2 separate regions of the Homo sapiens genome follow, and region 2 is linked to region 1. A link is a loop called in an ENCODE intact Hi-C map of the cell type or tissue named here. Cell type or tissue: endothelial cell of umbilical vein. All regions are shown on one strand. Links, peaks and the distances in the headings refer to the core of each region. The heading gives the core; the rest is flanking DNA. Region 1 has its middle 170 kb from the start of ARL4A. Region 2 has its middle 40 kb from the start of ARL4A.

Region 1 (5,386 bases), core at 102-5,101:
TAGTTTTAATTTCCATTTCTCTGATGATTAATCTGTTAAGTACTTATTATATGGTTATTGGCCATAATACCAGTTATCTTTTATAGACATCAGTACTCAAACATTTCTTTTGGCCTTTAGTTTCTTACTATCTCTTAAGATTGTTGCCATTTATTTACTATTCTTAGGCTAAACCTAGTTTTGCTAAATGTAGAAATCACTTCAAGATTCATCCTCTAATATCCCAGAGTGTAGGAGTTGAAGTTTCAGAATGGAAAATCTTGTCTTTACGCTTGTGGTCTTTTAATAGGTTTTTTCTTTTTTGAATAGGAGGCTTAGATATAATTAAACTGCCTATCTTTTGATGCTAATGACAAGCACACACAAAGAAACAATTTACGTTGTTTTGTTTTCTCAATATCAAATTGAGAATTCTGTCAATTAAAAAATTTGTGTATATATATCAATTTAATACATATACATATATATAGTGTGTATATATACATATATATATATATATATATATATGTCCATTTAAGCTTTATAAATTTGTCAATTTATAAAGCCTGAAATAGGACAAGTTTTCCTTGCAGTGGTCTTGGTTTTCAGTCACCACACCTTGGAGAATGGAATTTAAAATGTCAGAGAACAGGGGTTGGTATTAGAGATGTCACATTACTTTTCACTATCATGGTTAAATGCACATTATTAAGATTAGAATGTGTTGCTTTCTGACATAAAGAGTTCCCATAACTAAATGTATTGAAGCAGAAACTAATGGCCATTTGCCAGATAACAAGAATGAATTTTTGCATTTAGTTGTAAGAGACGTTTTATTCTAAGTTTCCTTTTAAACTATAAGGTAATTTAAGCTCACTATACGGGAATTCTTCTTTATGACACAAGAATATCAATTACATGCCTCTTAAAGATACCTTCATGACCATTAGCTCACTTGATCTTAACAAGTCTGAAAAATAGGCTGTTAACATTTTTATTCCAATTTTATGGATGAAGAAAATAGAGCCCTAAAATTGTTCCATCTGGCTCGCCTATAAAGTGGCAGAGCCTGGAATAGGACATCGTTTCCCTGGCACTGGTCTTGGTTTTCAGTCACCACATCTTGGGGCTGGAATTTAAAACCCCAGAGAACAGGGATAGCTTGTTCACAGGTGCGAGAGCTTGCTCACATGCTCTTTGTCATATATGTATATGAAAAACACACACATATATATATATGCATATATTCATTTGGAGGATTTATATGAGATGAAATATATAGTATGAGATGTGATCATGTGCAGAATATGATGTAAGGTGAAAATTACAAAGTGGTAGCTCCAATAAGGTTTGAGTTTACATGAGTGTCTCGGGGTTTGAGAGATCCAACTGATGAAGAAATACATACTGTTAAGAGAGAATCAGTGCAAAAGTTGATATTGTTAGGTGAATGACAAATTGTGAGCATCCCATTTGTCATGTATTGTGGCGGAGAGTGAGACAGAAGGAGAAGTTTGACTATGTACTTGTAAAATTCTTGGTACACACATTCTACATGCCATTTTCCAAAGTTTAGGGAGAATATAAACATTAGCAACAAGTCTTTAAAAGCATAAGAAGAAATAAGGGAAAAGGGAAAAGAATATAACAATTTATTATTTAGCCATAATATTGTATTTATATAGACTTTTAAATTAGTTATTTGGAATAAAAGATTCCCAAATTTTAAGTATCAGCTTGGTAATGTGGGGAAATGTATCGGGCATTATGTTCGATTGTAAATATCAATTTTCTTCAAGAAACTCTTTGTGCTGTCTATCTGTATTGAAAACCAGATGGAAAATCCTGTCCATTTTTTATTATTTCCAGTGTGGCTGGTGTTTTATCAGTTGCCAAGTCATGGTCACCTGTGGCTCTGTCTTGGCAGCTATGTGTTTAACAGGCCAGACATTATGTTCACAGGAAGGGCCTCCTGAAGCATAACTAAAAAGCAAATAACTCACATGACCCAGGTTCTGATAATAAGGATTTGCTGAATACATAATTTGACGTGTTTTGCTTTGAGCAGACACACTATCCAGTGCTTTTGTTGGCATCACTGCCAAAGACTTTTGCACACAAACAATTAGTTGCAAGTCGTTTGATTTTCCACACAGGAAACCCAGCACAGAACAGCCAGTCCGCTAAAGATATATCTTCTCTTTTCCTATTGTTTTCATTCTGTTAAACTCCAGCCATTAACACATTAATGGACCCATAACTGGGGCAGAGGACTCCTCAGGGTGTAACACTCATAGTCCCAAGGCTCTCTCTAAATTTAGTTGAAAGACTTTTCATAATCATCAGAGAGTGGAAGCAGTAAATAGATAAGGTGCATAATTGGCTTGCTCTTCTAGAAGATTCTAAATGATGGTCCATTTTCATATATTCTTGGTAGTCTGAAATATGTCTTTCTCCTTTACAATGGTTTCTTCCATATTTCGCATTCTTATGCTGAATGTGGACTGAGTGCTAACACAGATTCTAATTAGCCATTTAATTACAGGCAAGACTATTAAGCTGTTGGGCTTCAATCAGCCTCACCTGTAAAATGAATGGGTTGGAGAATTGAAATCCTTTTCAGTGGTTCTTAATCTGGTCTTCACACAGATATTGACCTAGAGAATTTAAGAACATGCTGATGCCCATGCCCTACTTCTAGAGATTCTGATTTAACGTTCCAGTTTGGTGTATAATCTGGGTAGTACACTACAATATAAGACTTCTCTGCACAGTAGAATCACCTAGGGAGTTTTAAAAAACCAATGCCTGATCTGTAGTTTTCCCTAAAGGTTCTCAGGTGATGGATTACAAAGTGCTACCTAGCTTGAGAGTCACTGCTCCCAAATAACATAACCTGTCATTTTACAAAAAAATATAAAGGAGATATGTATTGGTACTACACAGTATATGCATATCAGATAGCTCGTACCATTTAGGCTGATTACGTTTTGCAGCCCTGCATACTCTGAGCAAACATAGTCGTTAATCCATTTCCTCAGAAAACATTTATTGACTACTCACTATATGCTACATTCGTTGCTAAGTATTTATTACTATTATTTGTAGAGATGGGGTCTTGCTGTGTTGTCCAGGCTGGCCTTGAAGTCCTGGCTTCAAGTGATCCTCTTGCTTCTGCTTCCAAAAGTGCTGGGATTATAGGGGTGAGCAATCACACCCAGCCTTTACCAAGGACTCATAATCATGTTTACAATGTTGCCATGTTCACTAAAGTTTGCTTGAAATGATAAAATAGAAAAATGGGTGTACCTCATATTATGGTCTAAAACTAAAAGTCCATTTCCAGACTAAAAGTTAATGATTATACCTGATTTAAAAATTAACATGGAGCTGGGCATGGTGGCTCACGCCTGTAATCCCAGCACTTTGGGAGGACGAGGTGGGTGGATCACCTGAGGTCAGGAGTTCGAGACCAGCCTGGCCAACCTGGTGAAACCCCGTCTCTACTAAAAACACAAAAACTAGCTGGGTGTGGTGGTGGGTGATTGTAATCCCAGCTACTCAGGAGGCTGAGGCAGGAGAATCACTTGAACCCGGGAGGTGGAGGTTGCAGTGAGCCAAGATTGCACCACTGCACTCCAGCCTGGGCAACAGAGCGAGACTCTGTCTCAAAAAGAAAATAAATAAAAAATAAATAAAAATTAACATGTAGGGTAGGGGCACAGCAAGATGGCTGTATAGAAGTCTCCACTAATTGTCCTGCCTGCAGGAACACCAAATTTAGCAACCAACTACACACAAACAAAGCATCTTCATAAGAATCAAAAATCAGGTACCAGCTTGGCCATGGAGGGTGGAGTACCAAGTGGGCTCTTGGTGTTACTAGATCCTTGGAATGTTGCTTTTCCAGCCAGAAACTTCTGTGACCAGTGGTGCCTTTGCCCGAGTTCTGCTCGGCCCGCTGGGCCCACTCACTCTGGCAGGCTATGCTCAGCTTGCATTACTGGTCACAACTCTGAAGAAATTGGACTGGAGTGATGAGAGGTGTGTAAGCAAGTGAGCGTGAGGGTCCGACCACTGCACACAGTCAGGCATGCTGGCTGCTGTAGTGGGGTGGGCGGTTCCAGGTGCTGGTATAGGTGCTGGCTTACTATGAGGCTGCAGCTGGACCAGGCACACTGCAAGCAACTTCCATGGCTAGAACCAGGGAATGTGGTGGTGCCTGGAAGCTTGGAGACTCCAGGAATTGCAGGGCCCGAAAGAGGGACTCACAGCCCTGGCTTGAGAAGCTCCCAAGTCTGGGATCCCCAAAGGGCCTCAGCTCTATCTTCCTTCTCTCTTCTCTCCTTCTCTCTTCTCTTCTTTTTGTTGCCCGCAATGTGGCAAGCAAGGGGTGTGTTTAGCCTTGTGTTATAGCTGTTTTAGCACTGCCATTCAGCAGATCCTGAATTCTTGCCCTGAGTTCAGGAAGAATGAGGTATGCAGACAAGTGGAGAGTAAGCAAGACAAAGAGGAAGCTTTATTGAGTGATAGAACAGTTCGGAGGAGACCTGCAGTGGGCACCTCCTCTCTGTAGGCAGGTCGTCCTGTCGAGTGTTCAGCTCTCAGCAGAGAGGGAAGTTCCTCTATGCTGCTGGTTATCCTGTCTTCTCCTCAGCTCTCAGCACAGAGGAGACTCTGGGGTGGGCAGCTCCTCTCTGCAGCTGGTTGTCCCATCATCTCCCCATAGTCTCTCTGTCCTGTGCTTGAGTCTGGCGGAGTCTGGGGTTTTTATGGGCCTCAGAGGGGAAGAAGTACATGCTGATTAGTCCATGGGTGGCATGGGCAGACCGAGGGAAAAGCACCACAAGTTTCCACTCCGGTCTGTGGGACTGGTGGCCTGACCCCCAGGCTTCAGGTTCTCCCTGGTTTGAAGGTTGGGCTTCACTGAGGACCAGCCCCCTTCGGCCTAGGAGCCTGTCTGCTTCCTGCTGCTTGTTAATGGCACCCAGACTGTTCATGCCAAGGCATGCCTGCAGGCCAGTACCAGGCTGTCCTCAGTCCCTCCTTGGCCTGCCTCCCCTGCTTGTTGGCACCCAAAGTCTGTAGGGAGGCTGACATCAGGGAGAAGCCAGGCAGTGGAAGCAGGCACTTTCAAGTCTGTGGTAGGGCAGGGGACCATCCCAGGTGCCTGAGAGTGCAGAAATGCCTGAGTTCACAGCTGCAGAAGGGAGGCTGCAGATGCACCTGGGAGCTCCCACCCCACCTGCAGGAGCGGGGCTCCCACTCGTCCCTGGCTCCCATTGGCTCTGTACAGCATGCAGCCCTGGCTGTACCTCCTTGCAGCCCGGGGTGGGGGCTCCAGGTCCTAGCTGGGCCCCTCTCTGCCTGCTCCTTTATGCCCACCTGCACTGCTCTTCCTACATTG
Region 2 (5,386 bases), core at 320-5,319, 130 kb before region 1:
AGAGTCTCACTTTGGATATTAGATGTGTACTAGGATTAAGTAAAAATAACTGAACAATGTTCTAAAAATTCTGAGATTTCTATCGGAGAAATATTTACATCTGCAAAATTTTTCCTAGAAAATAAGTTCCCAGAAATGATACATTTTTGATGTCCAATAAATAAATTATTCATTCAATAAAATTGAGTGTTCTTAATTATAAAAACATTTCTTAATCCTGTATGGTATGTTACTTCTACTTAATATGACAAAACTGCTTTCAGACATATTATTAAACTTGAAAAGGGATATTAAGTTTTATTTGGATAGAAGGACTAAATATTTTATAAAATGTATTTAATCATTGTCTGCCCTTTGTTACTTTTCAATATGATAGCCTATAAATATGTAATTGATAACTCTGTAAACTAATAGAAAATTTGAGGTCTATGGTATTGATGTTATCAAGACTCCTTAGATCATTTTAAGTTTTCTTTCTTATTCGTTTTTTTTTTTTTTTTAAGAGATGGGGTCTCCCTTTGTTGTCCAGGCAGGAGTGCAGTGATGCAATCATCACTCTCTGCAGCCTTGAACTCTTGGGCTCAAGCGATTCTCCTGCCTCAGGCGCCTGAGTAGCTTGGACTACCGGCATATGTCACCACACCCAGCAATTTCTTATTTTTTAATTGCAAAGAAAATCTTTACCTTTTTCTTTCTGACTTGAAGCAGGTCATCAGATTGTCAACAGCTGCACCTTTCCTCATTTTGATGCTTATTTACCCCCTTTATTTACCCCCATAGCTACTCCCACACAGCTGAAATAAATGGGTAATTTATTAGAACCCAGCCTCTTAATTAGTTATACACCTTTAACATTGGCTTGAATCTTGGAGGCCCATCCCAGCACCCACATTGGTTCCAAGATTTTCAGCCTAGTGTAGTGGCTATAAATAGCTCATTTCTATCTACACTTAAGTTTTGAAAGAAGGAAAGAAAGAAAGAGAGACAGAAAAAGAAAGAAAGAAAAGAAAGAGAGAAAGAAAGGTTGCTGTAGTTAGAGTCAGAAGAAGAGTTTGTTGAAGAAGTAGAATTTGTTGAAGTTGTTAATTCTGGTAATAACTGCTAACCAGCTGCTAGATAGAAAATATGAAGAGAGAAAAATCGAGCCCTAGGTCACCATTACTTCACTGTGCCTCTGACATTAGCTCTTCCCCCAGGATATACATAGTAAGTAATTATTTTATATATTTCAATTTATTGAGTGTCTAATATACGCAGCAAGCTATCTCAAATCTTCTAATTATGTATTTTTGAAATGAAGAAACTGCCTATCAGGTTAGGTTTGGTTAAATAATGTGTCCAGAGTCCCTTGTACAGTAAATTGTGGGGTCTGGTGTTTCTTCCTAACTGTAGGGACTGTTCTCTTTCCAGGGTGCCTCACTGCTTTTATCCTCAAGTGATTTACTTTAAATCATTTAAAGCAGATCAACTTTGTATCCAAGTGGCTGATTTTAAAAATGACCCATCACTTATCGTATCTGCTGCAGCTCCCCCAACCCCTCCTCAAGCCCAGGTAGCATCAGTGGACTCCTCTTTGGTTGGCTTTCTCCACTACTCCACACCTCCCTCCACCTATTGGGAAGGTGGCCTTCCTTGAAGGTATCATGTCATCGAAGTACTGCTTCCATTAAGTCATAAGTCTACTTAGAGTTGCCTTTGTTCAGAACAAAATAGTCAATTTTTGTGCACAGTATAAAACGAGAGAAGGCCTCGACCAAAACTATCTCCATAGAAATTTCATCAATAGAAATTTGCTCCTTTGGCTTTACAAGCCACTTAAAGCTGTTTAATTTGCCTGAAAGGGTTAACACTTGTTGCCACTATTTAGCTTAAACTGAACCTTTTTTTCAATAGTTTTCCTTCTACCAGTAAGCTGAAATCAGCTTTCTTGAGTAAATGTAAGTTTTAATGCAGGGTGGGGTAGGATGGAGTGAATGAGAAAGGGAAGATGGGTGGATGTGGGCTTTAAGGTATTAATGAAGTTCAGTTTTGGAGTAGAGCCCAAAGGGAGAGCAGTTCTAGAACTCATGCTAGTCTCTTGTAATAATTGGAACTTCCAGAGATAGGCAAAATCTGCTGGCTCCTCCAGAGGAGGTAACACAAAACGCAAGGAATGTGGCTATGGCTCAGTCTTGGAGATAAGATGCATCCCAGTTTTGTTAAGGCCAACTAACTACTAAACTCTGGAAAAGTGGTATTACATCCTTGTCTTCAGCCACAGGTTTTTCCCTAGTGAAAACACTTCCAAGTATATTTTGTCTCATTCATTCTAAGTCCCATCTATGTTTTGGTGAGAAATTATTAGGTTGCATGCTACAAACTCCCACACAACCTGCTTTGGGAATTTTCTTGTAAGCACCCTGGGGACTCTCATGAAAGAAAAGTGCAGCACATATAGCTGGCCTCACGCGAACTGGACATTTGTCAGGAAGTGACTCTCTGTTTTTCTCCCTCCCTAGAGCTACATGATTTTTTGTCCCAGCTTCTCCACGTGTGTCTGCTATATTCTTCGGTCTCTGGAGACTAATTTCCTATAAACATTTCCATATAGGAAGCGTAAAAGAACAAAAATTTGTGGTAGTTGTAGTTGGAGTGTTATAGGACTTGTACAGAAGCTGCGAGCTGACTGTTTTAAATTAGACCGTGTATTAATTTGGGATGGATTGTAGGGGGTTTCAGCTACCACTGACACACCATCACACGTCCCTGTGAATCTGGCCTGTCTGTGAAAATCCTGGCAGATGATTCAATGTGGCCTTTCAGTGTCTCAATTCCAAATTCCTAGACCAGAGAATAGTTGCCCAGCTTCAATCTCTCATCAGTGCTCAACCCATTATTAATATTCCCCTCCTCTTCCAGCATAGTGTTTTGGCCCAAACCAAGAAAGATGCAAGTGAACAGCTTTCTATATATAATAGAGAAACTTGGAGCCCTGTACTGTCCCAGATGTTATCTTATCACCTTGGTATTTCTTTTTCGTACATGGGAACAACAAAGCATGTATCCTGACTTAGAGTGGAAAGCAAAATAAAAGCACCCATTGGTAATAGCCTTCCTCAAATCCCCTGAACCAGACATCTCCCATTTCCTTTGACTAAGCTCATTTCCTGACAGCCAGCCATCTGCCTTTCAGGACTCTTAAATTGTAGTTTACTAAAAAACAAGCAGCTATGTACACTCCCTCTTCACTTGCTGACATCATCTTTGGAAGGTAATTTCTTAGAGTTTTCATCTATGTGAATTCTTTGATGTGATTAAATTGTATACACACACGCACACAAACACCATGAATGTAGTTTAAAGAATAACTGTTCATAAAACTTTAAAAAGTCTAGAAATTGTAAGCAAAATTAAAACCCTTTTTATTTTCAGGCCTTATTTTTTGTTATTTTATTTTGAGACAGTTTCGCTCGTGTCGCCCAGGCTGGAGTGCAATGGTGTGATCTTGGCTCACTGCAGCCTCTGCCTCCCGTGTTCAAGTGATTCTCCTGCCTCTGCCTCCAGAGTAGCTGGAATTACAGGCACATGCCACCACGCCCGGCTAATTTTTGTATTTTTAGTAGAGATGGGGTTTCACCACGTTGGCCAGGCTGGTCTCGAACTCCTGACCTCGTGATCTGCCCACCTCATCCTCCCAAAGTGCTGGGATTACAGGCATGAGCCCCTGTACCCAGCCCAGGCTGACTTTTTTATTTTTGGTAATTTAAAAATTTGAGTCTACTCATAAGGCTGTGTATTTATTGGTGATATTTCTGACAGTTTGTTGTGATACAATTTGAGATGCTGGGCTTCTTCCATTTTTTCTTTCTTTCTTTGCCATGTTTTCGATTTCAATCATTTACCTAAACTTATTTCTTACAACATAAAAAACTGTATTCAGAGCTCACTTTTTTGGATTTCCTCTTCTAAATAAAATAAGACTACACTCCCGCCCCTCTTCCCCACCACCGCCCCACTCCCGCCCCACTATCTTCTGTTTGCAGTTTAGGCCAAAATGTGTGTGATCATTAAAAACAAAAACAGAACTAAACCTCGCAAGCAGGCTGCAGCTCTGGCTGGGTTCCAGGATTCCATTAGCCAGACAATGGGTGGCCCCAGCTGAGCCAACAGGCAGCCTGAGTGTTGTGGGAGGAAGCCTATCTTGCCCTCTTTGGGTGTCGGGCTACCTGAGCAGGGTCTAAGGCAGGTTGAAGCTCGGAATGGGGTAAACAGATTGTTTTGCAAACAGTTGGTAATAAACGTTTAGCATGGCCTGTACTACTTATATTTGCATTAAAAATCAATTAAATTTGGTAGTGTGCATTTAATATTCTATTTTACAAGTTTATTTTTTTCCTCTTAGAATTATTTAAATAAAACTGCAACCAATTTTGGAATAACTACAGGAGAGCAAGAAATAGCTTAGCAGAAAGCTAAAAATAGATATATTCTTTTAGTTTCTTTCTTATTTCCAAAAGACTTAGCACTATACTTGGGATTATAAAGACTAAAACAAATAAAACAATAAAAAATGCAAGGATTAGCATTTCATTGCATTAAATAAGCAACTGCTGCCTTCTATATTTGGATTTTGAATCTCTCAGCAATTTTGTTATTACTCTGTATGAAATTACCACAAGTGAAGAGGACTGACATCTGATAAATGTACAAGCCTGAAGTTATATTTTTGAGAGGACATTTTAATTTAAAAAACAACACATGAAAAAGTCTTTAGTTTACCAAGCACTTTGAAGTATGTTATTTCAGTTACTCCTCCAAATAACCGACACAGTCTCTAGAAGGTACAGTCCACGAAGACAGGGATCTTGGCTAACTAATCATGGCATTCATAGACCCCCCCCTGGAGAAAACCTCTGAGTTCCACTGAACTGTAATGTGCCAAGGTTGTACTGGTACTTCACATACAGAATTTCATCTCATAACAGCACCTCCCAAGAACTCTCTCTTCACCCTAAATTGAGAATTTTAAAAATCACATTTTATAGAAGAGTAAACTGAAGTTCCTATAAGACCTCCCATTCTTAGCAAACTTTTTTTTTCTTTTTTACTCAAAGCCACCATAGCACAAAAAATTATATGCTTAAAGTTATGCAGCTTCTAATTGACAGATCTAGGACATCTATCCATATGTTATGTCTCTAGCTACAGTCCTCTTTCCACCAAATGTCACCTGTTATTGTAATTTTTTTAATCCATCATTATGCAAACACTGAGGAACAGGGAGACATCATAAGCCTGGGCTGGAAAAGAGAGTTAGCTAAGTTGTGGAATGGACCTAAGTGTCCATCAACAAATAAATAGATAAATAAAATGTAGTACATATGCACAATGGAAAACAACTATTCAC

The links. Peaks named below come from ENCODE experiments on the same cell type or tissue, not always from the same donor. Only the 100,000 strongest peaks of a DNase experiment are listed, where the experiment ranks them.
Region 2: a loop joins it to region 1, with 9 times the contacts of the local background. A loop is called at or near these places in 2 of 110 quality-filtered maps.

The regions. Positions count from the first base shown.
Region 1 is chr7:12,859,247-12,864,632 of GRCh38, forward strand. No RefSeq gene overlaps it. Among named protein-coding and RNA genes, the nearest start is that of ARL4A, 170 kb to the left of the region's middle. In endothelial cell of umbilical vein, for the core only: no CTCF peak of the experiment used is centred there; a DNase peak (open chromatin) is centred at 2,035; H3K27ac peaks cover 1,484 bases.
Region 2 is chr7:12,725,210-12,730,595 of GRCh38, forward strand. No RefSeq gene overlaps it. Among named protein-coding and RNA genes, the nearest start is that of ARL4A, 40 kb to the left of the region's middle. RefSeq lists an enhancer at 3,895-4,418. In endothelial cell of umbilical vein, for the core only: no CTCF peak of the experiment used is centred there; DNase peaks (open chromatin) are centred at 2,472, 3,112 and 4,102; H3K27ac peaks cover 2,526 bases.